Linked DNA regions of Mus musculus: all the other regions are linked to region 3. Evidence: chromatin loops called from intact Hi-C (ENCODE). Cell type or tissue: heart. All regions are shown on one strand. Region 1 overlaps Iqschfp (Iqcj and Schip1 fusion protein). Region 2 holds the start of Gm25919 (a small nucleolar RNA gene). Region 3 overlaps Rsrc1 (arginine/serine-rich coiled-coil 1).

Evidence for each region. Peaks named below come from ENCODE experiments on the same cell type or tissue, not always from the same donor. Only the 100,000 strongest peaks of a DNase experiment are listed, where the experiment ranks them.
Region 1: it touches region 3 in a loop (5-fold over the local background); 7 of 42 quality-filtered maps call a loop at or near these places.
Region 2: a loop joins it to region 3, with 15 times the contacts of the local background. A loop is called at or near these places in 34 of 42 quality-filtered maps.

The regions. Positions count from the first base shown.
Region 1 is chr3:68,042,918-68,050,917 of GRCm38, forward strand. It overlaps Iqschfp (Iqcj and Schip1 fusion protein), which reads left to right. Exons shown (of 11, transcript NM_001113419.2): 3 at 4,321-4,401. It overlaps Iqcj (IQ motif containing J), which reads left to right. Exons shown (of 4, transcript NM_177585.3): 3 at 4,321-4,401. Among named protein-coding and RNA genes, the nearest start is that of Schip1, 18 kb to the right of the region's middle. In heart, a CTCF peak has its summit at 3,088 (motif pointing left); no DNase peak of the experiment used is centred here; H3K27me3 peaks cover 871 bases.
Region 2 is chr3:67,565,380-67,573,379 of GRCm38, forward strand. Gm25919 (a small nucleolar RNA gene) reads right to left here and starts at 7,912; the gene lies at 7,781-7,912. In heart, CTCF peaks have their summits at 3,113 (motif pointing left) and 7,856 (motif pointing left); a DNase peak (open chromatin) is centred at 3,002; H3K4me3 peaks cover 301 bases; H3K27me3 peaks cover 1,722 bases.
Region 3 is chr3:67,348,910-67,356,909 of GRCm38, forward strand. It overlaps Rsrc1 (arginine/serine-rich coiled-coil 1), which reads left to right. Exons shown (of 10, transcript NM_025822.4): 8 at 1,000-1,106; 9 at 6,565-6,717; 10 at 7,312-8,000. The coding sequence ends at 7,404. Among named protein-coding and RNA genes, the nearest start is that of Mlf1, 21 kb to the right of the region's middle. In heart, a CTCF peak has its summit at 3,663 (motif pointing right); no DNase peak of the experiment used is centred here.

The DNA.
Region 1 (8,000 bases), 690 kb after region 3:
TCTACTGAAGGACAGTGTCTCACTGTTGATTAGATGAAGATTCTGAGTTACACACACATTTGAGTTAGGGCATTATTGTTATGCCTGGTCTCATAATATAAGTAAATAAGAATGCAGAAACTTATTCACTATGAAAATACCATGGAGTTTTTAAAAAGTAGAATTTCCTTATGACCTAGAATTCCCATTACAAGATATATCCAAGGGAACTGAAAACAGTCTGTCAAGAGATGTTGTACTCTCCTGTAGGCTGCAGCATGACTCAGAATCACCATGACATAGAGACAGCCCCAGGGGCAGTGGATAGATAAAGAAAATGTGGCACACAGACAGAATGGAATATTATGCATCTACAGAAGCATAAAATCCCGTCATTAGTTATAATATGGATAAGTTTGGAGAAATTGCATGAATAAGCAATCCGGATACTGAAGGAACTCTTTAGATCATCATCTGTGTAATTTAAAATAGTTGATCATATGAAAGTGGAGAAGTAGAATGGAAATTTCCAAGTGCTTGGGAGGGACGGTTTGGGGGCAGAGAAAGGGGAAATAGGTACTGTCTTCGTTACCGTTGAATGGGAACAAGAGGTTCCTATCTATCTATCTATTCCTTTGCGATAGCATCTCTCCTGAGACCTGAGACCCATGTTTTCTTAGCTGGGATGGAAGTGTAAGGGCCCCAGAGCTCTTGCTTTCTCCAGAACATTGCATCTGAGGTTACACACATGCTCAGACTCTAGGTTTGTCCCATGAGTGCTGGGATCTGATTTCTAGGCTCCGTGGTAGCAGGTCAAGCAGGCAGCATTTTTAACAGCTGAGCCACATGCCAACCCTAAAATGTCCAAGTTTCCTTGATTAGTTGAAAAAAAAAACCTTATATTTAAAAAAAAAATCTTTTCTTACCAGCACTTTCACTGGCTATATGTAAACAGTAAAGATTTTAGCTCATCCTAGAAAGAATTTTCTTCTAGTAATGACATTAGGGCTACATCATACTTCTTTTGCCTAGAGAGAGAGAGAGAGAGAGAGAGAGAGAGAGAGAGAGAGAGAGCTTATGGAAAATGTCCTGGCTCAAGCCCCACTGCAGACAAATAGAATCTGGAACCCTGGAAGCAGCATCTAAGAGCTCCCTTCAAGTGGTTCTGAGGGGGATCTGGGGTGAGGATGTGCGTAGGCGCATCCCAGTCTGCAGTTTCTCAGCAAACTCCCAAGCAGCCCCATTCTCTGAGGAGGCAGTGCCTCTCTGATGTTCAGCCCATACACTTAGTCAACCTGGCTACATCCATTTTTCATTATTGATTTAAATGTAGGAAATGAACTCCAAAAGTTTTTTTCTCCCTTTCTAATTGACCACAGCTCCATATCAAATCTCTTACTACCACCACCATGTTAATTCCCCAGCTCTGGGCTCTCAGGGAGACGTGAGCAGCAGTGAAGTATGTGTGGGCTTGTTCCCCCAGTCCCAACACCAGTGTAATCGTTCCCTTGTGCCATCCAGAGACTCAGAACAGCTAAAAACAGCTGTGAATGACCTGCCTGTCTTGCAGTTTGGTGTGTTCTCCTGTGAGGGTGGAATACTCTAGGGATGGGAATTGGCTCTCTTCAAAGCACATAGACAGGCACAAGTCCTCCCATGCAGGGAAGAGTTTCAAATGAAACCATCTCTTTCCTAGTTGTCAGGGACAGAGAGAAGCAAATGCTACGGGCGCCAGACTCAACATTTAAATGGATTTCTTCGTACATTTGCATAGATTGCTGGAAATTTTTCCTGGTTTGCTTCCAGGCAGGACTCTGCCCTTGAGAACTGTCAGAGTTTGATTGAAAAACCTGGGGTGCTTTGAGTGAGCAGATGAGGCATTTCGTTACAGCTGTAGCTGACTTGGGTGGCGATGTAAATCACCTCCGCAATTCACAATGACTGTAAGTTAAGTGATCGTCGTGTCATAGCAGTTGATTGGTTATTCCCCTTTGGAACATTACATTTATCCCAAACACTCAACCGGCATTTTGTGGTAGACAGTTGGTGTGAAGGGCAGGGAAGCTACAACTCCACACTATAAAGCCAGTTAAGGGCATTTACATACATGTGTGTGTGTGTGCGCATACACACGCGCGCACACACACACACGTGCACACACACACACACACACACACACACAGAATCACAATAGAGCTTGGCAAGTGTCCAAGACCAGAGACAAGTAGTTAGTAATGCTATTAATTAGAAGACTTCTTGGGAGTCTATTATTTATGGTAATTACACATTAACTTAAGTAATACCTTAGTCTAGGTGCCTTTCTTAGTTGTAATTATTGAGCTAGTCTCTCGCTATCTCTGACAGGAGACTTGGCATTCTATGTTCCACCACTGTGCTGATAATATATAGTGACTTGATGAGCCACAGGAAATTATTGACGAGTTGCCCTGTCACTAGACAGTTTAAGCCAATAGATGTTTGTCATTTATAGTTTGTTGGTAATGTATAAGTTATATGACCAAATTAGGTCATGTATTTTCTTTATTAAAATATTGCTGTTGTTGCCTTTGATTATTGCAAGTGATAATTGCCTGCATTGCAGGCATTCTTTGACAATTTGTTAATTTGTAATTAATGGTATGCTTAATAGACTTTAACTTTAAAACACCGTTGTTATAAGACTACTGTGCTATAAGATTGCATGGTCATGAAGTGAGTTTTGTATGCTCACCTACTCTGGGTTGGATCCATTGTGTTTCCTGTTTAATAATCAATCACACACACACACACAATTATATATATATACACACACATACACACACACACACATATACACACACACACATATATATACACATACACACACACTTGTAACACACACCTTCTAGACTGAAAGAAGATGAGCTATTGTTGGTGTTCTCACCATTTTAACCACATTCTTTGAGTTATTTCTGGCCCACAAATGACTGAATAATAAAGAATTGACAGCAAATTCTGAATACCAATGCCACAGAATAAGAAAGAAAAAAAAATGTTTCTTACTCATCAACAATCAGGCTGAGCAACAGCGGAGCTACTTTGGGCTCATGGCACCACCTAGTGGTCATATAGAATATCTGCCTTGTCAGGTTTTCTCACTGGCGTGAAGGAAAGTAGTGGGGTAGCTCTAGGATAGTTTCCTCCTCTTCCTCTTCGTGTGTGTCTGTTCTTTCCTGCTCTCTCAGTCATGATTCACATAAATTTGTGTAGCTACCTCACATTCCCATCTCATCCCTGCGTCAGTCTTAAACATCCCTCTGAACCCCCTGCTCTAAATCCTTTGCTTCCCTGAAGTGTTGGCTTTCGAACTGGAGGTCCCCATACACTGGTAGCTTGTTACAGCTTGGTAGGTTACCACTTGCCTTTAACAAAACATAGACACACAAGAATTGATATCAAAGTATGACCTACGTTTTTTGGTCCAACCATGTACATCCCTTGTACGCACTATGCATTCTACGACTGAAGTCCTAGTTTGATTTTCCATTGCTGTGATACAGCAGTGACTAAAACCAACTTAGAGGGTGGGGAGTGGGGGAAGGGTTCCTTGCAACTCATAGTTAACCAACCATCACTGAGGGAAATCAGGAAGGCAAAAACCTAGATGCGGGGACTGAAGCAGAGAACCTAGAACTGGAGGAATGCTGTTTCCTGGCTTATTTCCAGGCTCACGGTCAGGTACCATCCTTATATATCCATGACCATCTGCCCAGGGGTGGCGCTGTCTGCAGTAGGCGCTTCATTCTCACTTTCTTATCCACTCTTCAAAACCTAGCCAAGGATAGCGTCCATATTGAGCCGTAAGCACCCAGGGAGGGACCATGTCTGCAAGAAGCTGTGGTCCTGGTGATTGTGAGCTCAGAAACAGCTTACGGGATGAAAGGGGGAAGGGCCTTGGCAGTGGTATCTTTGAGGATGGATAAGGGGTAGAAATAAGAAGGAAAAGAAAGTAAGGGGTTAAAACAAGTTCACTGGAGCTATGCAGTCACCGCTAGGTGAGTACTGTTTTCTGTGGGTCTAACCCTGTGGGAAGTGCCCACATTACCTCTTTATTTATCCAAAAGGGTCAATTTTCAAGCTTTAGCACTTGAGTAGCAGAGATGGGTAGAAAACAGCGGAGAAGGCAAAGATTTGTTTACAGAGCCAGGTTCCTTACCACAAAAAAAAAAAAAAAAATTTAATTAGGATTTTTGTTAATCAATCAACATCACTCTTTTCAAAACTGTCTCAGTTAAAAGAATTATCCCTGTGAGCAATGGCTTTCCGGACTGAACTACATAGATACATTCTTTCTCTTTCTAGTCACCAGCTGGCCATGGATGTGGAGAATAACATTGAGAACTATCCCCTCAGCCTACAGCCCTTGGAATCAAAGGTGAAAATGTAAGTTGTCACAAAGTTCCGGAGGTTAGTTGTCCAGGCATGTGCCTTGGGTGCTTGTGAACAAACCTGGAGCAGTGTGGCAGTACAGAGTCACACATTTCTTTATTTCACATTTGTGTGCCACGGGTCCAGCCAGGGTCGAAACAGCAGCAAATGTAGCTTTGGCCCACACCTCCCATTACTGGCCATGGTTGGATGGATTTTATGGAATTCCAGCTTACTGTTTCTGTTTTTCCTTTCAAGGCTAGCAGGAGTCTTTGTATCAGCCTTCATTTTGTCATCTCACCGTTGGAGACATCGCCTTGCATGCATGCACACAATTTGTAAAGCCCTTCTTTCTTCCTATTTCCATCCCCACCTCCAGTGCTGGGGGAAATGACCCTTTATCTTTCCTGCCCCCACGAAGTGGGTGGTGCTTCTGCATAGCCCCACCCAAGAAAGACCCACATGACCCTCCCCCCCCACTTTCTGTTATACCTGACTATCATAATAAATTAGTGATAACTATACCGCAACATTAATAAAACGAAGCTGGTGAGCCCCAAAGTGAAGCAAATCCTACTGGAGAGCAAGTTATCAACCCTTAAAAGGTATTTTTAGGTAGAGAAAGGAGCTTCAGATCCCCCTGTGTAGTACCCAGAGTGTTCCATTCACACTCATTCTGGGATTCTTCCCTATTCCGCGTCTCCCTCAGAGGCACAAATAAGAATTGCCAATGTTGGTGTACACAGTTCTCCTTCTTCCTCCCTCTCCTCCCAAGTCCCATTAAAACTCTAAGATATTTGAACACCTGCAGAGTTTCAATATGTCTGAACTTGAGAAACACAGATCATTTGTGGAGAAGCTCAAAGAAGTCACTCTGAAGAAGGGTGGCTGAGGGTGAGCGGCTTTGAACAATACGCCACCTCTGGGTTATAATGTCCTGCTGAGGGAAGAAAATAGCCATCCGCATCACTCCAAGTCTGTGCCCACCATACACATCACAGTGTGAGCATCCGGCCTCCCCTTCATGATAAGCCCAGACAGTTTCTGAACTGACCAGGTACCCTGCTAGGAAGATCTGTGCCTCACATCCTGGCTGGAATGACTCTGCCTGTTGAATTGCTTTCTGCAAGCAAGTGTCACTTTCACTGCAGAACATGTTGAAGTGCAGGCACAGGTTGCTGAGTTATTAGGAATTTCATTCAGATGAGTCCTGTTAAATGAAAAGGTACTGCATAGGGACTCTGCTGTGTGGGGAAACGGAGAGTGCTTCATGGAAGAATTAAGTTAGGAAAATGCCTGATCCTTTAAAAAAAATCATCTCCAATCAAAACAGAGGAATGGGTACTGAGAAGAAGAAGAATCGAAGACAAATCAGCTCTCTGGGTTTGTGAGTCCAGCCAGCGGAGAGAGCTGGGGCTTTATGACTTCATGTTTGCTGGTTTGATGGAGGAGTCTCAGCTCAGTGAAGTATAAATGAATGCTTTTTATCTCTCGTAATAGCTCTGAACCCCATTTCCAGTTACTGGAGGGGGATGGGGCAGAGAACTTCATCTTGCCCAATAATGGAATTTGAGTCCTATCAGAGTTCACTCCAGCTCAGTGAGTCCTGTCTAATCTGGTTATTAAATTCTTAACTCCCTGGGCATGTTGCTCATATCCCTTACACACACACACACACACACACACACACACACACACACAGAGAGAGAGAGAGAGAGAGAGAGAGACAGAGAGAGACAAAGAGAGACAGAGAGAGACAGAGAGACAGAGAGAGACAGAGAGAGACAAAGAGAGACAGAGAGAGACAGAGAGAGACAGAAAGAGACAGAGAGAGAGAGACAGAGAGAGACAAAGAGAGACAGAGAGAGACAGAGAGAGACAGAAAGAGGGAAGGAGGGAGGGAGGGAGGGAGAGAAAAAGGGAGGAAGACAGGGAGAGCTCACATCATATAGCCTGCACCTTCACCCTGTCTACTCCCATCTTCCTTCTCTCTGCCTCCCTCCTGTTCTCCTTTCTGCTGCAGACCGTCCTACCTCCCCTGTGCTAACTCCCTGAAGCTGCCCAAGTCCCCCACCAATGATGAGCATTCAGGCTTCTAGACCTCTGTCTCTTTTATGGGGGCTGCAAGGCTTGGAATCTTGGAGGATGGGGGCCACAGGATCTACCAAAAGCCCTCACCAATGACACAGACTTCACCTCCTCATTGGCTCTGCCTTTTGCTCTTTTACAGGTGTCTTTTATGACAATCTTTCTGCAGGACCTTGGTAGAGGTCCTGGGAGAGGGCACATCCATTCTTGCTTCCCAAGGGACAATTTTCTGGCATAAAGAGAACTGGTATAAATATGGCCTTTGTCTGAGCATTTAGGGTCACCACCAATGCCACAGGCTTTGTCTTAGGGCCTCCGTCCTCTGTTGGTGGTGACATTGTTAAACATCTGCTGATGAAAGAGAAAAGCAATGCTCATTTTTATCATAAAATCTACCCTTCTGGTGCCTTCTCTCTCCTCCCCGATGGAGAAGCACTGTAGGCTCCAGTGCTGGGTTACATGGCTGATGATGAGCCCCAAAAAGCTGGGTCAGAGTGAGACCTTGAGAGGCAGAACTCCAAATGTAAAAGACAAGCAAGAAGAGAACTTCTCTTGGTACAGGCAACGTGTCCTGTGTGGTCAAGTGAGTGCGAACCCCAGCATGGCGTGTGGGGCAGCACAAGATCCCTTCAGTTGGCTTCTCACACTCAAGGCATTGTGAGAAGGAAAATATTTGAAAGAAATTCAGAAAGAGACTGCAATGCAGTAGGGCAAAGCCTAAAGAAAAAAGCAGAGGCATAAACAGGTGATAAAATGTGTGAGTGTGTGAGTGCATGTTTGTGTGTGTGTGTGTGGGGGGGGTCATCAGGATTATGTGACTTCATTCAACAACACACCTGGTGAGAAGTCATCCTGAGTTTTAGACTTGGATGATCAATGGAATGTGTCAAGAGAAGGAAAAAATCAGGACCACAGAGAATTTATGGAAGGCATTTGGGAAAATTGAAAGACAGGTTCCCCACACACCAGGAGAAGGTAAGCATCCAGATGAAGGATGCCAGTCCAGCTTGGGAACAAAAGCTGAGTGTGTTCTGACTGCAGGCTAGAATGACCTGTGGGCAACAGATGAGTGTCGGTGCCCTGTGGAAAAAAAAACGAGCCACCTTTCAGCTCCCTGAGCATCATCCTTCACGTCTGGGCCAGTTACCAGGTTATAAGTGACTATCAAGAAGTTCTCCCAATTTAAACCATTACCATTATGCCAGGGCATTGTCTCTTGGGAAGCAAGAATGGATGTGACCTCGCCTGGGAAGATGATTTGACAATATTTTCTGATAGAACCAACATATGGGCATGTTGAACATCAATCAGTTTTCGTTTAAAGATATATTTGACAGAATTGGATATCTTGCAAGAGAAAAAGACACTTGTTGAGGTTTCAGAATTTGTGAAAACATTTCATAAAAAGCTTGGCTGAATCACATTGTTAAAGTACAGTATCTACCTCATTGTTCTAGATAGTTTATATCAACGGACACAGCTAGTCACTGAGAAGAGGAAAGACAGAGGAGGACTTGCCTCCATCA
Region 2 (8,000 bases), 220 kb after region 3:
GGCAGAGGCAGAGGCAGAGGCAGAGGCAGAGGCAGAGGCAGATCTCTGTGAGTTTGAGGATAGCCTAGCCTACAGAGTGAGTTCCAGTACAGCCAAAGAAGGCTACACAGAGAGAAAGCCTGTCTTAACAAAATAAAAGAAAACCAACCAGCAAACCAAACAAACAAGCAAAACAGACACACACACACACACACACACACACACACACACACACACACACACACAAAGATGCCTGAAAACTGTGAAGAATGTGACAGCCAGAGTGGTCTCTGGAGTTTATGTTCACGTGCACATATGTGTATCTTCACACCCAAACATTTACATGTGTGCACTTAATCTGTTATCAGTCATTACAGACATTCTCTACTTCTGGAAACATATACCGCATGTGCATTACAGATTAGCAAACGTCCAAAAGCATCACACTTTCTTCCTTTAGAGTGTGGGAAAACAGAGGTTTTCTTTGAACTTGTCATAGGTGTAGGGTTTTAATTTCATAACTTGTTAGTATGTGGAGTAGCTGCTTGAGCAGTTTAGGTTCCCACCAACGGCGTGAAAGGCTCCTTTCCCACCCCCTCACTTGCATCTGCTGTCATTGTTATCTCATTAAAAACACCTTCTTTTTTAATTCGATGGATATGTGTGTATGTTGGGGGGGTGTTTGCACGAGTTCAGCATCCCCAGAGGGCATCAGAGTCCCTGCAGCTGCCATTACAAGGGGTTGTGAGCTGCCAGTCTTGGAAACTGAACTTTGGTCCACTGAAAGAGCAGCATACTCTCTTAACTTCGGAGCCATTTCTCCAGCCCAGTTGATGTTGGTGATAACCTCCCAGACTGGAACCCAAAGCGCACAACCTTGAGTGTCAGTCCTCACCTCGAGCCACTACTCTTGACCACTAATGTGTGAGCCAGGCCAGCTGCCTGAGAGCTCCTGCGACTCTGTCTTTGCCTCACATCTTGCCTTAGTAATGCTGGAATGACAGATGTGCACATCACATGGGTTATATGAAGGCAAACTAAGTTCCCTATGTTTGTGTGGCACTTTAGCCGCTCAGCCATTTCACTGGCCCAGTGGAATCTTGATGTAATTTTAGTTTTCATTTTCCTGATGGCTAAAGTGTTGACCTTTTATTTAGGGATTACTTGCTGGGCATTTTGGCTTGTTCTGAGAATCGCCTGTTCTATTACTTTGTTCATTTATTGATTTGGCTGTTTGTGTGTGGGTGCTTTATTTTTTCCAGTTTAAAAAATATACATTCTGAATACTAATTCCGTGTGATCTAAATATCTCGCAAAGATTTATGTCCCCCATTCTTGGGCTCAGCATTACGGTGATTGTTCCATAGAAGCTGTTTTATTTCATGTGACCTCATTTGCTAATATTTGAAATTAATTCTTGAGTGAATTGAAGTCCTATTTTAAAAATCACTATGTATGGAATGCTTCCCATATATGTTCCTCTAGTGGTTTCAAGGTCTTAAAGGTTTCTAATCTATTGAATTATTTCCATACAGGGAAAGAGATAGGAATCTAATTTCAATATTATGCATCTGGCTGTCCAGCTTACCCACCACTGTCTGTTAGAGGGACTCTCTTTTCTCCAACATGTTCTGGGCCCATTGTGTAGGCGCAGGAGTCTGCAGCTAAGTGGGCTTATTTATAGGTTTTCTAGCTTATTGGTCTACCTCTCTGCTTTTGTTCCAGTACCATGCTAAAATGGTGATTTTCATAACACAAAATGCTGCAGCACTTCCAACAAGAAAATTTGGCAATATTTAGCAAAGTTCATTTTTTACTCTAATGCATGAATCCCTCCTTAGCCTAAAAAAAAAAAAGCCCACAATTCCTTCAGATAATAGAACAGTTATCGTACTCAAGATTATTGCAAAACATATTTTGTAATAACAGAACCCTGGAGATGTGCCAACTGCATCGCAATTCGGGACAAATGTGTTTGATGATATGGGATGGGGTGGAAGAATATGGAAAGGTGTATAAGCTGGTAAGAGTGAGGGAAACCTCTGTGAAATCTTATAGAACATTTCTCAATAGAAGTTAGGTAGACAACTGATACTGCTGCTTTTGGACAGGGCTTGATATACAGCCCTGCCTGGCTTTGAAATGTTGCTCCTCACCCCTCTCCTTTTTAAAGGCCTAAAGCAGGAACCAATTACGATGTTTAGCTTTGAAGCTTGGGGGAGGAATGGTGGAGGTGAGAACCGAACCGGACCGAACCGAAGGCTTCTCAGGTCAAGCAGATCACCAGCCTTTCTGACATGCTCGACAAACCAGGTCACTTAATGTGTACATATGCTGAAATACGTACAGATCAGAGGGTGATAACCGTGCGTGTGGGGTTAGGAGGGGGAGGAGTTGAACCATACGTAACTCTGCACTGTTGCAATTCTTATATTCTGACAAAACCATGCTAAGGGAGGAGACATTTATTTTGGCTCACAGTTTGAAGGGATGCAGTCTGTCATGGCAAGGAAGGCATGGTGTCTGCAGTGGTTAGCCAGACACTGGCAGCTTCTCATGATAAGAGCAAGGGACCCTAAATAGTCACCACCTTTAAGGTTTTCCCCAGTCATTAGCTTCTGCTACTAGGCTACACAGCCCAAACACTCTATGAAATGTCACAGAACCAAAGTTCATTTTTTTTACTCTAATGCATGAATTCCTCCTTAGCCAAAAAAAAAAAAATCACATTTTTTTTTTTTTTTAAGGAGTGGGTGGCAGCAGTGGACCAGGGGCTAGCGAGTCCCTTGTGCTCATCTGCTGATGGGCGCATGCTGGATTTAAAGCCGGGCGGGCGTCATTTCTGAATAGTCCCTCTCTGTCTCTCTGTTCTGACAAGCTGTGTTGGCACCACTTGGGGAATGTCCCAGTTGTAAAATATGCTCTGTAGAGGAGTGTTCCTATCTCCTAATGCTGACATTCCAGTGGCATTAAAAATAACCTTCTCATCCCAGAGGTCTGTGTTTGTGCGCGCGTGCGCGCGCGGGTGTGAAAGCCTGTGTTGTGAAGCTATACTCCTGCTTAGTAGCCTTTTGGCCAGCGAGGAAGGTGGAGCCCCTCCCTTTGGATGTCTTTCCTGCGCCATCTACTGGCAGAGGTGAACATTGTACCGTTGGCAAAGGAACACAACATTTTAGGCAGCTTGGGAAAGGGTAATGTTGGGAGCAGACAGTAAATCCAAAATCCACGTGGAGCGTGGTTATTGATACTCAACATAGCTGTTCCTGAATCAGGTTTGTCCTCCTTTTCAGTTTGTGATTCACAAATATAAATGCACCGTTATTATTGCTTGATTTATAATGATGCATTTCTGTTACTCAGCTAAAAGGCTTCTTTAAAAACTTTCCAGTTAGGGTTTGGCAAAATGTCTTAAAGAGTAGAGGGACTTGCTGTCAAGCACGACGACCTGGGATTCATCGCCAGAACACACACGCTGGAAGAAGAGAACCGACTTCTGCAAACTGTCACCCTACCACACACTCATTTATAAATAAGTGCATAAAGCAACTGTAAACATTCAAATAGAACCATTCATGATAACCTGTTTTTCTGATTCTCTCATCCCTTATAGGGGAGGAAAAATACAATGTGTTTACTTTCTGCAGTTGACTTTAATGCAGACTTCCATGCATGTGGGCGGGGAGACCAGCAGATAGCCATATAGTTAACACACAGATAGATGCATGCAAAACAGGAGAGAAAACAAATCCTAGTGGATGGGAAGGGGGCCATGGACACAGAACAGTCATAAAAGGCATTTGAAAAGTAGATTTATTAAAATAAATTTATATTTACTTATTAAAATAAATTTATTAATATAAGTTTGGTCATTTGTGTTAGATATTGAGTGTGCTATTTTATCCCCAGCATGATATATGGGGATGTGAAATACTCCCTACAGGCTTATGTGTCTGAAGACTTCATCCCCAGTTTGTTGGCATTGTTTTGGTTCTGTGACATTTCATAGAGTGTTTGGGCTGTGTGGCCTAGTAGCAGAAGTTAATGACTGGGGAAAACCTTAAAGGTGGTGACTATTTAGGGTCCCTTGCTCTTATCATGAGAAGCTGCCGGTGTCTGGCTAACCACTGCAGACACCATGCCTTCCTTGCCATGACAGACTGCATCCCTTCAAACTGTGAGCCAAAATAAATGTCTCCTCCCATAGCATGGTTTTGTCAGACATCTGGTCATACAATAAGGAAAGTAACTAACACGGTACCTGTTTTTATTCCCAACATGCCAGCCTTTCTGGTCTTCAGGACAAACCAATTGTGTATCTTCCAAGGTAGATAACTTCCCTCTCTTCCTCTTAAAACCTTTTTTCTTTTTTTGGGAAATGTTATGCATGCATGTTTTGCCTGCATGTATGTATTGTACCACATGCATACCTGGTGCTGGTAGAGGAAGAGGGCACTGGATCCCTGGAACTGGAGTTACAGAACAGATGGTTGTAAGCCATGATGTGCATGCTGGGAACTGACCCTAGGTCCTGTTCAAGAGCGGCAAGTGATCTTAACAACTGGTCCACCTCCCTGCCACTCTCCCTTCACCAGCTTTTCAAACTAGATAAGAGGAACATGCTGCCACTCTGGCGGTCTCTGCATTATAAACATATATTCCGCCATACATATTAATCCCACGTACGTTACACAAGTTTCTGTTGCTGTGAGAGATTCAGCTGGGCAGAGGAACAGTCTCTGGGACATCTTTCATGGCTGATTTGCTCTGTCACATTGCAGTTTGTGATGAGGCTGAAACACTGTGGTGGGACAGAGTGGTAGAGGAGAGCGGCTCATCTTGTGGTGGCCAAATGTCAGGGGAGAGGGAAGGATGTGGGGGAGGGGGGGAGAAGGGAAGAGAGCAGAGGGGTCTGGGGCTCGATGTATTCCCAAGGGCAGTACCCCAGGTAGACACTCCCTTAACTATGTCCGTGCTGTTTCCCCTGTATATCTTTCCCTGCAAAATTCACAATTCCATTTATCTTAAAGACTGAATACATTTCCATCTGATGTATGTACATTTTATTCACTCATTCACTCATTGATAGGCATCTAGGCTTTTTCCAGCTATTGTAAATAGAGCAACAGTAAATGTGGATGTATAAGCAGCTCTGGGTGTGCTGAGTTAGATTCTTTAGGACATGTGTCTAAGACTGCTATAGTTGGATCACGGGGTAGTTCTAGTTTTATTTTAAAAATTCCCATATTGGTCTCCATAAAAATCTTTGCATATTGATGCACTCCAGCAGCTCATCGATGGGGTAGGTGTTGGGGTGCGCTGATTCAAAGCCCTGGATCTGGGCCTGAGAGGTATCTGAGCTGGTCAGCCTGCTCACACTCTCAAGCCTTTGGGGTTGACTCACAAGTAGCCTCCACAACCAGAACCAGTTTTATCCTGTTGTCCAGGCAAGGTGCAGGACCAGCTCTCCTGGGTGCTGAAGCCAGGAAGGGACAAGGCTAGTTCTTCCACTCTCAAGATCCTTGGATAGCTTTCCTACCTGCCATAGGTGGTGAGGGCAAAAAGGAGGGGAAGGGACCACACAGCAGACAAGAGGCAGGACTGCCTCTCCCATGCTCAGGCCCACAGACCAGTTTGCCCATTCTCCCGACACTAGGGTCAGTTCTATTGTGCTGTCCAGGCAAGATGCAGGGCCTACTCCTGAGTGCTGCAGCTGGTGAGGGGCGGGACCAGTTCTGCTCTCATGACGTGCCCGCTCTACCTGTCGGGAGCCATTTTGCCTGCTTCTATCAGGCAGGGTCAAGGCAGGCCAGGGTCGGCTGGCAGATTTCCTGGCCTGTTGATGAATGAAATGATAAGGGGATATACTTGAAACTCAAGGCGAGGGGCTGGATGTCCTGCTAATCTTGGAGGAAAGAACAAGGAGGCCTCTGGATGGGTATAAATATCTAGTGTACATCAGCCATTGTCTATGCTGGCTTGTGACTTTGTTTCCCACAATACTATAAAGTATGTAAAGGTTATGAGAAACACATTTGGGGCTGGCACAGTATAGACCTGCAGCCCTCCCGATCTCTAACCCTTGTCTCTGAGTCTTCCTTTTCTATAATCCTCTCACTCTCCCCTCAGATGACAGGGACTCTGCCACAGACGGGACTCTGCCACAGACGGGACTCAGTGGGTCCTCCTCAATCCGTGCGAATCAAGGCCTCGACCAGATGGGCATAGAATCGGAGGGTGACAAACAGAGATGACATGAGAGAGTGTGTTGTCACAAAGTGAACACCAGTCTTATATAATACAGAAAACAAAGGGGTAGGATGTCACAGCAGGCAAAGTACATTGAAGTATCTGACACAAAACAGAGGAATGACTTGAAAAGGACTTGAAAGAACCAGGTAATATTTACAATAAAGATAAAACAGCCCTGCCAAGGGTCAGCTAATGACAGGTAAGGATTTCACACCTTATTCACAATTTGTGCTACTCCTTTGAGCCTTATGAAAGCTAGCACCAGGGGGTCTGCTCTAGCAGACCTTCTCATGAATAATGCAATACCACAACCCCCCTATTTTCTAGGCCTTGGCAAATACTTGCATATGAAAGTAACTTGGCTGTAATGACGATTCTAAAATATACTTTGCTAAGCTTGCCCTGAGATTTCTATCTCTTAGCCAGTAAAATACTCTAAGAAAGCATGCAAGACCCTCCACAATATTGCAGGGACAAATCTGTGGCATTCTAGCTATGGGAATGCCAAGGTTCCAGGAGGCTGAGTTTCCTTGAAACTCTTTGCCTCAGTACTGCTTCCAGGTTTCCAAACCTGTAATGCGAGTCACTACTGGAGTGGATGTTGCAGGACTCCTCACCAGCAGGACCAGGGCACAATCCCTGGTGAGGGGAAAAGGGGAGGAGGGTAGCTCTTCCTTGTCCACACCACCACACAGAGAGCAGGGCCAGCTCTCCCACGCTCATATCCCTAGGGTTGGCTCACCAGAAACTCCAGCAATGGGAAGTGTGTGTGTGTGGGGGGGAAGCTCTCCTGAGAACAGCATCTGGCTAGGGTCAGGGGCAGCTTTCCTGCACTCACATCCCCAGGGCCAGCTATCCTAGATCCAGGTGAGGGGTAGGGATGGTTCTGCATAGCTCTCAGATATCAGCATGTCTCCAGGTGGCAGCTCAGACCAGGGGCATCTCCCAGGCCTTGGTAACAGGTCTGTGGTAACAGACCCCTGCTGCTGTAGGGCTACACATATCCCCCACCTCCTGTGGCAGCATAGGTCAGGACCCCATCATGGTCCCAGTTGGCATCACCAGCCACTCACATCATCAGGCCATTCCTCACTACTCTCCAATCTCCAGTTCTGTCTCTCTTCATTGTGTCCACATCCTTATGTTTTTCTTTCCTCTTCCATTTTCCCACCACTTACTTGCTCCTCTTAGTGGCACCAGGGTCTTTGAGTGTCTGGGGTTGTCTCAGGAGTGGTTTCATGAGTGCTATGTCTTGCTTCTCTGCATTATGACACCTGGTAGGGGTCAACTCTGACATGGTCTGTGTCACTGCCCCCAGGTCTGCATGGTGCTGGACTGATTGGTGGTCATCTCAGGCTTGCTTCTCAACCAGGGCTAACAGTCCTGGGCAGGATTCTTCTAGTCTCCGGCTCACTCATCACCCTAGGAGCCGGTCCCGACCTGCAGCCTGTGCTGTACCAAGGAGCTGAATTGGTGGTCCTCTCATGCTAGCTCCCTGTCCAGGCCCCCTGGTGCTGGACTGGTGTGGCCTCAGGCTTGCTTGTTCTCAAGGGATGTCAGGCAACTTACTAATCATCTAGATGTTCACAAGTCAGCACACTGAGCATAGACGTAGCCTCTCTTCTCTGCCACCTAGTGGTGGACATGTGACAGCAGCCACACCTGCAATACTTCTAGGGGAAGGGTGTTTGTTTTCTTGATATTAACCTGTATGGCAGAGAGAGAGAGAGAGAGAGAGAGAGAGAGAGAGAGAGACAGAGACAGAGACAGAG
Region 3 (8,000 bases):
ATTACACAACAGTACCAATTATAAGTTTGGAAGATTTATTTATTTTTATTTTATATGTATATGTGAGTGCCTGCATGCATGTATGTGCACCACCACATGCATGCCTGATACATGCAGAAGGCAGAGCGTACCTCAGGCTCTCTGGAACTGTGAGCTGCCCAGTGGGTACTGGCCACTGAACGCAGGGCCTTTACAAGAACAGCAATGACTCTTAACCACTGAACCATCTCTCCAAACCTCAAATGATCTATTTTTGATCAAAATAAATTGAGCTTAAGGCCAGCCAGATCCAGAAGGGAGGAAACTATGAAATAAGTAGTTCACTTGCTCAGTAAGCAAGTGACAGTGACAGAGTGGGAGGCTCTGCATGACAGAGAAATCCTGTCAACACACAAGTGTCATGTGGGTACTCACTTGTGTCTTGTTCAAACAAGCTACTGTAGAAAGACATCTTTTGATACCAGTGAAAAGTTAAACATGGAGCATGCAGATCATATTTAATTACTGGTACTCTGAGGCCTGAGCAACAGGATCATGACAACATTGTTACTATTGGTGTCACATCTCAGTCTCTTAGAGCTGATGAGACAGCGCATGGTCTGGGGTCTGGAGTTTGTTTGTGTATAGTAGGTCCTCCTCTTGGCTCTGCTTTACACACTGCAGGTTTGCACCCCAGAGTACAAGGGCATGCACAGCAGTGATGGCTGAAAACTGGGCGATGGTTATGCATGGGTTTGTTGTCCTTCATTCCTGTTGTGTGTTTTCCTAATAAGATGTTAAAAGTAGAGGGACGGGGCTTACATTAGCCAAGATCACATTGGCAGTGCCTCTTCAGTAAGCTTTAGATTTTAGGTGAGAGTCTTAGTTTCTGGGCATATTTTGTTTTTGAAGCTCATGTGGAACAGTGCCTATTACAGCTTAACTTAGTGTATCCATGTGCATGGGCGTAGTGTTGGTAACAAGCTTGTACTAAAGTACACTAACATTTCTCTTTTACAGACCAAGCCACCCTGGTAGAACAAGTCAAAAGAGTAAAGGAAATCGAAGCAATTGAAAGTGATTCTTTTGTTCAGCAGACATTCAGATCAAGTAAAGACGTCAAAAAGGTAAGTGTCCACGGGCAGGCTGTGAATAGGCCTTTGGGTGCCAAAGGAGGGGCTTACTCATGGTCCTACTTAGATCTGACTGCTTCCTCCCATACGTAGATGAATGAGGAAGAGAATGTCACTTGTGTTGGTGACAGAACGAATCAACAAAAATGTATTGTAAACATGGTTCTGGTACCATATACCACCACATATGATTCTGTAATGTCCCTTCCATGAGCATAAGCAGGTTTTTTTTACACATGCGTGTGTATACTTTTTGAATTGTTATTCCTAGATAGATTGTATTAAAGGACTTTAAATGATAAAGCTATTGCTCAAACAGAAGAGTGGATCTCTGGTCTTTGCCCAGGTGTGTGTCACTTAGTCGGCTTCGGAAAAGAGGAGCTTTGATGCCATTTCATTTCTGTTGAATTTTTTGCTTATTCTTTCACTCATCAAGAAGACTGCATTCCTTAGAAGGAAAAGATGTTCTAGGAAATGCATTGTACCCTTTAGTAGCATTGATATAGTGAAACAATAGCTGTAGCTTACATTTATTTTAAAGTTTAATACATGGGCAACTGTGGTAAGGTTATATAGCATACTAATGATAGTCATTTATTTTTCTGGTATCAAATTTATAACTAGTTATATTCTGGATATTACATGTTTTTAATAAGATGAAGCTACTTGTTCACGTTTACATTATTTAATGTTTCAAAAATTACCCTCCAAAAATACTGTACCAATTTAAATTCTCACTAAGAGTACAAGGAGCTTTCTGTCTTTCAAACAAAAGCTTTTTCGTGTTTACTAACCTGATATGTCAAAACGATTAAGCACTAACTATACAACTTCTGGTGGTAATAGAGATTTGGAATTTTAAATCACCTAATACATTTAAAGATAGAATATTCCAAAGAATGAGTTGAGTGTGTGATGTTTGTCAGGTACAGACAGGCCTTGGATGATCCACAGCCCCTGTGTTGCCTCAGTATTTATAGTATTGAACTTGTACTAGTTCGTCACACCTCCTGAAAGCCACAGCTATGAGATGGAGACAGGTCCATTTTTTCTTAGTATCTTATTCTTGCATACTATAAATTCATTTACCTAAAAACAAAAATGTGTTTGAGGGTTTGGTGTCAACTGTATTTATTTTCTGAACTTCATTCTGAATTCTCTGTTCTTTTTGGATGTTCTTATAATCGAAGAGTGATTTCTTTTTGTGGAAATACTACTTACTCTACAGTCTGGGCTTTGTTCTACAATACTTTCCTATCTGGTTCTAGGTTTGTTTCTCTTTACATTTATTTCTAACTCACGTTTTCTTTCATGAAAGTGTACCTGGTGAGGATTAGTTGTTCTTAACAGGAGAATATGCTAGAGCCTCAGGAGATGGCACCCACCTCTGAGTACACAGTAAAGTCTTAGCCATCCAGCACGTGACTGCTGTTGCTAACTATGCTTCAGAAAGATCAGAAGAGCAATGACGGACTAACAAGAATAAATTTAGCCTCCACTGAAGTATAAAATGGGGGACAATGTATTAGCTTAGAAAGTGGCGTAGCTGTCTAGTCTGAAATGTCTGTGTCTGCAGTGTAAGGCAAGGACTCGGGATGCCTAAGAAGATGAATTATTTATGAGGAGATTACTTAGCAAAGAGAAGTAAATTATCCTGAGTACTATTTCATCCAGGTCCTGGGAAGACATGATGGGCTATCCTCACTGCATAGCAACGATTACCTCTGCTGAGGACTGAATCACCAGGGCCCAGCTCCCCAGATCTTCGTCCTCTGGATAGTGGTGTGCACTTAGTGCAAAGCTACTTCTCTAAGAAGGCTGTCCATGCTTAGCTGCCTTTTCAATTGCCGCTTTCCGCGGATTAAGCTGGAGAACTGTCACCGGGAAGAAAATGCCTCATAGCAATGGCATGCTAGACACTCTGGGTATCCTACAATGCATGCTGATCTAGCTAGTGTAACGCTGAACCCTTACCCAAGGAGTTAGAACGCTGCATAGATCCTTGATGCATCCTTATCTTTAGAAGCTATGATATAGCTTGTTTTAAGATGTTGTCCCACATCAACTTGGCACCAAGTGTTTAGCCTTAAGACTGTTGTGTCTGGCAGATAATCCCCCCAGTGTTCAAAAGCAGAGTAAATAATCCTGTGCCACATATGTAGCAGATGTGTAGCTGGGTCTTCATGCAGGTCCCCACAACTGCAGCCAGGGCTACCCCTGACTCTGTTGCCTGCTGTGGATTCCGTTGCCCTAACTGGGCCACCTTGTCTAGCCCCAGTGGGAGAGGATGTGTCTAGTCCTGCAGTGTGCAGTGACTTGGTGTGCCAGTGTGGGTTGGTACGGGCGGGGGGGGGGGGGGGGGGCGGGGGGGCGGTGATAAAGGGAATGGCTTGTGAGGGGAGACTTGGAGGAGTGGTAGGGCTGCACTCAAGATATAAAGTGAATAAATTAATCAATTAATGAAAAAATAACAACAACCATGTGCAGCATGGGCATTTCTGTTAATTGAAGGATTAGGAAAGTCATTTTCCAGTTGGACCACCAGGTGGCAGTATTGCACAAAGGCAGAAGTCCTGTGGTCCTGTGCTGAGATGTTTCTATGGTTGAGCCAAATTTTTCTCTTACATTTTCCATCACTTAACTGAGAAGCATCTATTGATTCTACAGCCACAAAATTTTAAACTTCCATGCTCCAATCCTAACTTTTGATAATTTTAATTTGCATATTTGCAAATTAATTTACCCTTTTTAGTTTATACTTTTTTTTAATGTTGGGCTGAAGAAATGGCTTAGTAGGCAAGAGCTCTTTCTTGCAAGGGTAAAGATATGTGTTTGTATACCAGCACAGGGGGTGAGGGGCATGACAGAAAGAAGCCAAGTGTAATCACATGTGTGCTGTGGAGCTCACACAAGTTACTGGGTCCTCCTGGACCAGCTCCAGGTTCAGTGAGAGATCCTGTCACGGGAATAAGGCGAGCATGCTAGAGCAGGACAGATGTCCCCCAGCCTCCATGCTTGTACACTGCACACACTGTGGAAGCACACAGGAAATGCACGGTGAGAGTAACTGAAGAGGGAGAAACCACAGCTCCTCCACATCTTTTTAAGGCAGTTCAGCTTGTGGTCAGCGTCCCCCACCTAAGCTCTATGGCAGCAAGTAGACTTTATGAGGCAGCGTGGACTACGGAATGTTGAGTTCTTGAGTCTTGTTGGACTGCGTGTCCCACTTTCCCTCACACAGAATATTGGGTCTACCTCTAACTCAGGTTCATAAATGTGTATTATAACTTCATCACTAGGGCTGTATACCTTCTAGGCTCAGTAGATCAGAAATATACAAATGTTTGAAACCTGGATGGCATGGGAGGGGTGATGTTGCCTCCAAAATATAAGAAAAACGCCAAATAAAATGTAATGACTTTTTAATATATATAAAAATTAACATTGTGATTCACATGACTATAATTGGTTATTAGGTTTCGTATTGATAAGCAAGCCTTCATTTGGAAGCAGGTTGTGGCACAGACTTTTTTCACTTTGTAAGACTGTCTGCTCTGCTTTTCTTTGATGATCTCCCAGAAATACATACAGCCTTCAGGGTCATTTTGTCTATAAGAGTAGAAGTCTCTCTTATGTATGCAGACCAGCTTCCTTTAGTGTGAAATGAATTCAGTTTGAATCAAATAAAATCCTAAAATAGTGAATGAATCATACCATTAAGCACTAGTTTATTTGGGATGAAGGGATGGTTGCGTCTATCAAACATTTGTTGTGTAAGCAGGAGGCCTGGGATTATTTATTTCTTGTGAGTATATTCTGTGGTTAATAATTATGTGGTTATTGTTATATATTTGTTTATAATCTATTAATTCACTCAACAACGAAACTCTCCAGTAAGCACAGGGTCTTCTCTAGTTTGTTCTCCCTTTGTCTCTAGGGCTTACCAAGCAATGTTTAATGAGACAATTAAATTGATAAGTCTCCAAATTGAGAACAAAATAATCTAAGAAAAATTTGATTTATGCATACATAACTCATCCTCTATACATTTTCCATAGTAATATTTGTTTTGAGCTCCATTCAGAAAATAGGTGTTAAGTAGTAGATATAAGTCAAAAAAAATAGAAATTAAATAAAATAGAGCCCATAGATGTTGAAAAAAGATGACCAAGGAGAATTGATCTCCTAGTCATTTGTTCTGTATTATATTTTAATTTTAACTTCAGATTCCTATCTAATTCATACCATACACTTCCTGCTGTCTTACTGCTAATCAGTCACTCCTCAGGCCATCATCTCTGTCAGAGAAGATTGAAGTTGACCTGAGTCAGCGCATGCCGCTGCTCCCTTCAAGGCAAGAGCAGTAATTTACCCATCTTTGTGTTCCAGCACATAGTGCTGTATATGGGCCATGGCAAACACGGCATGCAGTTGGGGTGGGGGGCAGTAAGAAGTTTAGCTTTATTCTTACAGAATACAATGTACCTTTTTAGAAAGCTTTTATTTCAAAATACTTTTAAGTAATCTTAAAAGAGTCTACCCAGTGGATGATGCGAGGATCAGTGTGCAGATCCATACAGTGGTGTGTTCTTTAGCAACTGCACAGGAGTGCTGATATGCTATCACTCTGATGGTTCTTTAAAATACTAAGCTAAATGAAAACCACTTACTGCATGGTTCCTTGTACACAAAATATCGAGACAAGCTGTGCAGTAGTGGCACACGCCTTTAATCCCAGCACTCGGGAGGCAGAGGCAGGCGGATTTCTGAGTTCGAGACCAGCCTGGTCTACAGCCAGGGCTATGTAGAGAAACCCAGTTTCAAAAAAAAAAAAAAAAACATAAAACAAAAAACAGAATAGACAGCTACAAAGTAGATCAGCTGACTGCCCTTTCTTCAAGAGGTTGGAAGAAACAGGAAGTGATTGCTAGTAGATATGGACTGTCAGAAGGATTAATGATGAAGACATTCTGAAATAGATCAGGATAGCAGTTATATAATTGTGTAGATAAGCTGAAGTCCGTAGTATGGTATGTGAATTATAGCTAACAAAAATAGATGTGTATTTTAAAGATAACTTATGGATTTTTCCTTATACCTGAGGCCAACTTAATCCTACAAGTATAATATAACTTTTTAATTATTACAATTTAGACACCAAATATGTGTATGTTTATACATGTATATATACATATGTGTGTATTTCAGTAGAAACAATTAAACAGTGATTTCACTTAAAAAAAAGTATAATGATCACAGGAAATTTAAAAATTTCCTTCACACTTGTATTTCTTTCTTTGAGTAACATTTTTTCCCATTCAGGAGTGTGGAACTTTTGAGGTGACTGTCATCTCAGAAGAGACCAAGCAGTGCTCTCTTTGCTCAGTATCATATGTTATGAAACCCGATTTCTAAGTGAGGCATGCCCAGGTTACATGTGTTGCATTTTCAGGCAGTAGAACCAAGTGAAGTGCAGCATGTGACTGCGGCATCAGGACCAGCATCCGCAGCTGCTGAGCCACCCAGCACTGGAAAGGAAATAGACCCTGACAGCATCCCCACGGCTATCAAGTACCAAGATGACAATTCTCTAGCTCATCCAAATGTGAGACCCTTACACCTAGTGCCTCTGCTTACTGAGCCACCCAAGCAGTGTCCCTTCCTCCTGACTCTAGGAAGACCAGTGCAGAAGAGTTCATGGCTTCCCTTGGCTACAAATGAGCAACTTACTTCAAGCCTTATGGTCTTTGTCATATGTTTTAATCTGGTGTTGTATAAACATGTTTCCTGACTTCCAAAACTGGTTTGTACTTAAGAAAAATGGTCAAAGATGGAAAATGGTTCTCTTTTTTGTAACTGAAATGGATAAGTTTTATACAGTCAAAATTCTAGTGTTAGCCCAACAGCTGTGACCCTGTCACTAATACAATAGTCTATGTCTTTACGTAATGACATGACTGTTTCTCAGAAAGGAGCTTGCAGATGTAGGCTGTGAAGTTGCAGGTCAGGGTCAGGTACTTGATGACTGGTGAGGCCTCACAGTGGGTGGGAGTTAAGCAGTGAAGGAGGCAGCAACGAGGGTTGAGCTGCACACACTGTTGCCCTTGGATTATCCTGTCCAAGGGATTCATGTCCCGTCACATCAGCTCCTAGCTACTAACACACACTAACGTGTTCCTTCTCCTTTCTCTTCCTGTAGCTATTTATTGAAAAGGCCGAGGCTGAAGAAAAGTGGTTCAAGAGATTAATCGCTCTCCGACAAGAAAGGCTGATGGGCAGTCCCGTGGCCTAAGCACGGACTTACGGTTGGATTGACAGTAACCTCGAAAACTTAGGTCGTAAAATTATATTACCAATATTAACTTTCACTCTTAAAAATAATTTAGCCAATTACATAAAAAAGAAATCTCATTTCTTCCCTCATGTTCAACTAAATATGTGGTAATTTGAATCTAACATTGTGAACAGTGAATCCGTTATAAAAGCTCTGAGTGCATGAAAACATATTTCACTATTAATAAAGTGAATAGTAAAAAATATTAGTGTTGAAATAAATGAACACTCAGTAGTGTTTCTCATTACAATTCTTACAAAGTCATGGTTTTCACCAACTATTAGATAATTTTCTTTACGAGGGCTATGTTATTTAGTGTGAGAATGAGGTTTCATCTCCTGTATTATGAAACCCTTCTTGAATCCCTTAGCTCCCCTTTCTTAAGGTTTTTAGGTATCATAAAAGGTCCGCTAAGAAGTCTAAGCAATGCCCATGTTAGATTTGAGGGCAACATGTTTTGTGTCAAGTGTGGACTCAGTCCTCTAACCCTAGGCCTTTGGAGGCTTAGGAGGGAAGGTCCCAATTCCAGTCTACACTACACAGCAAGTATTGGG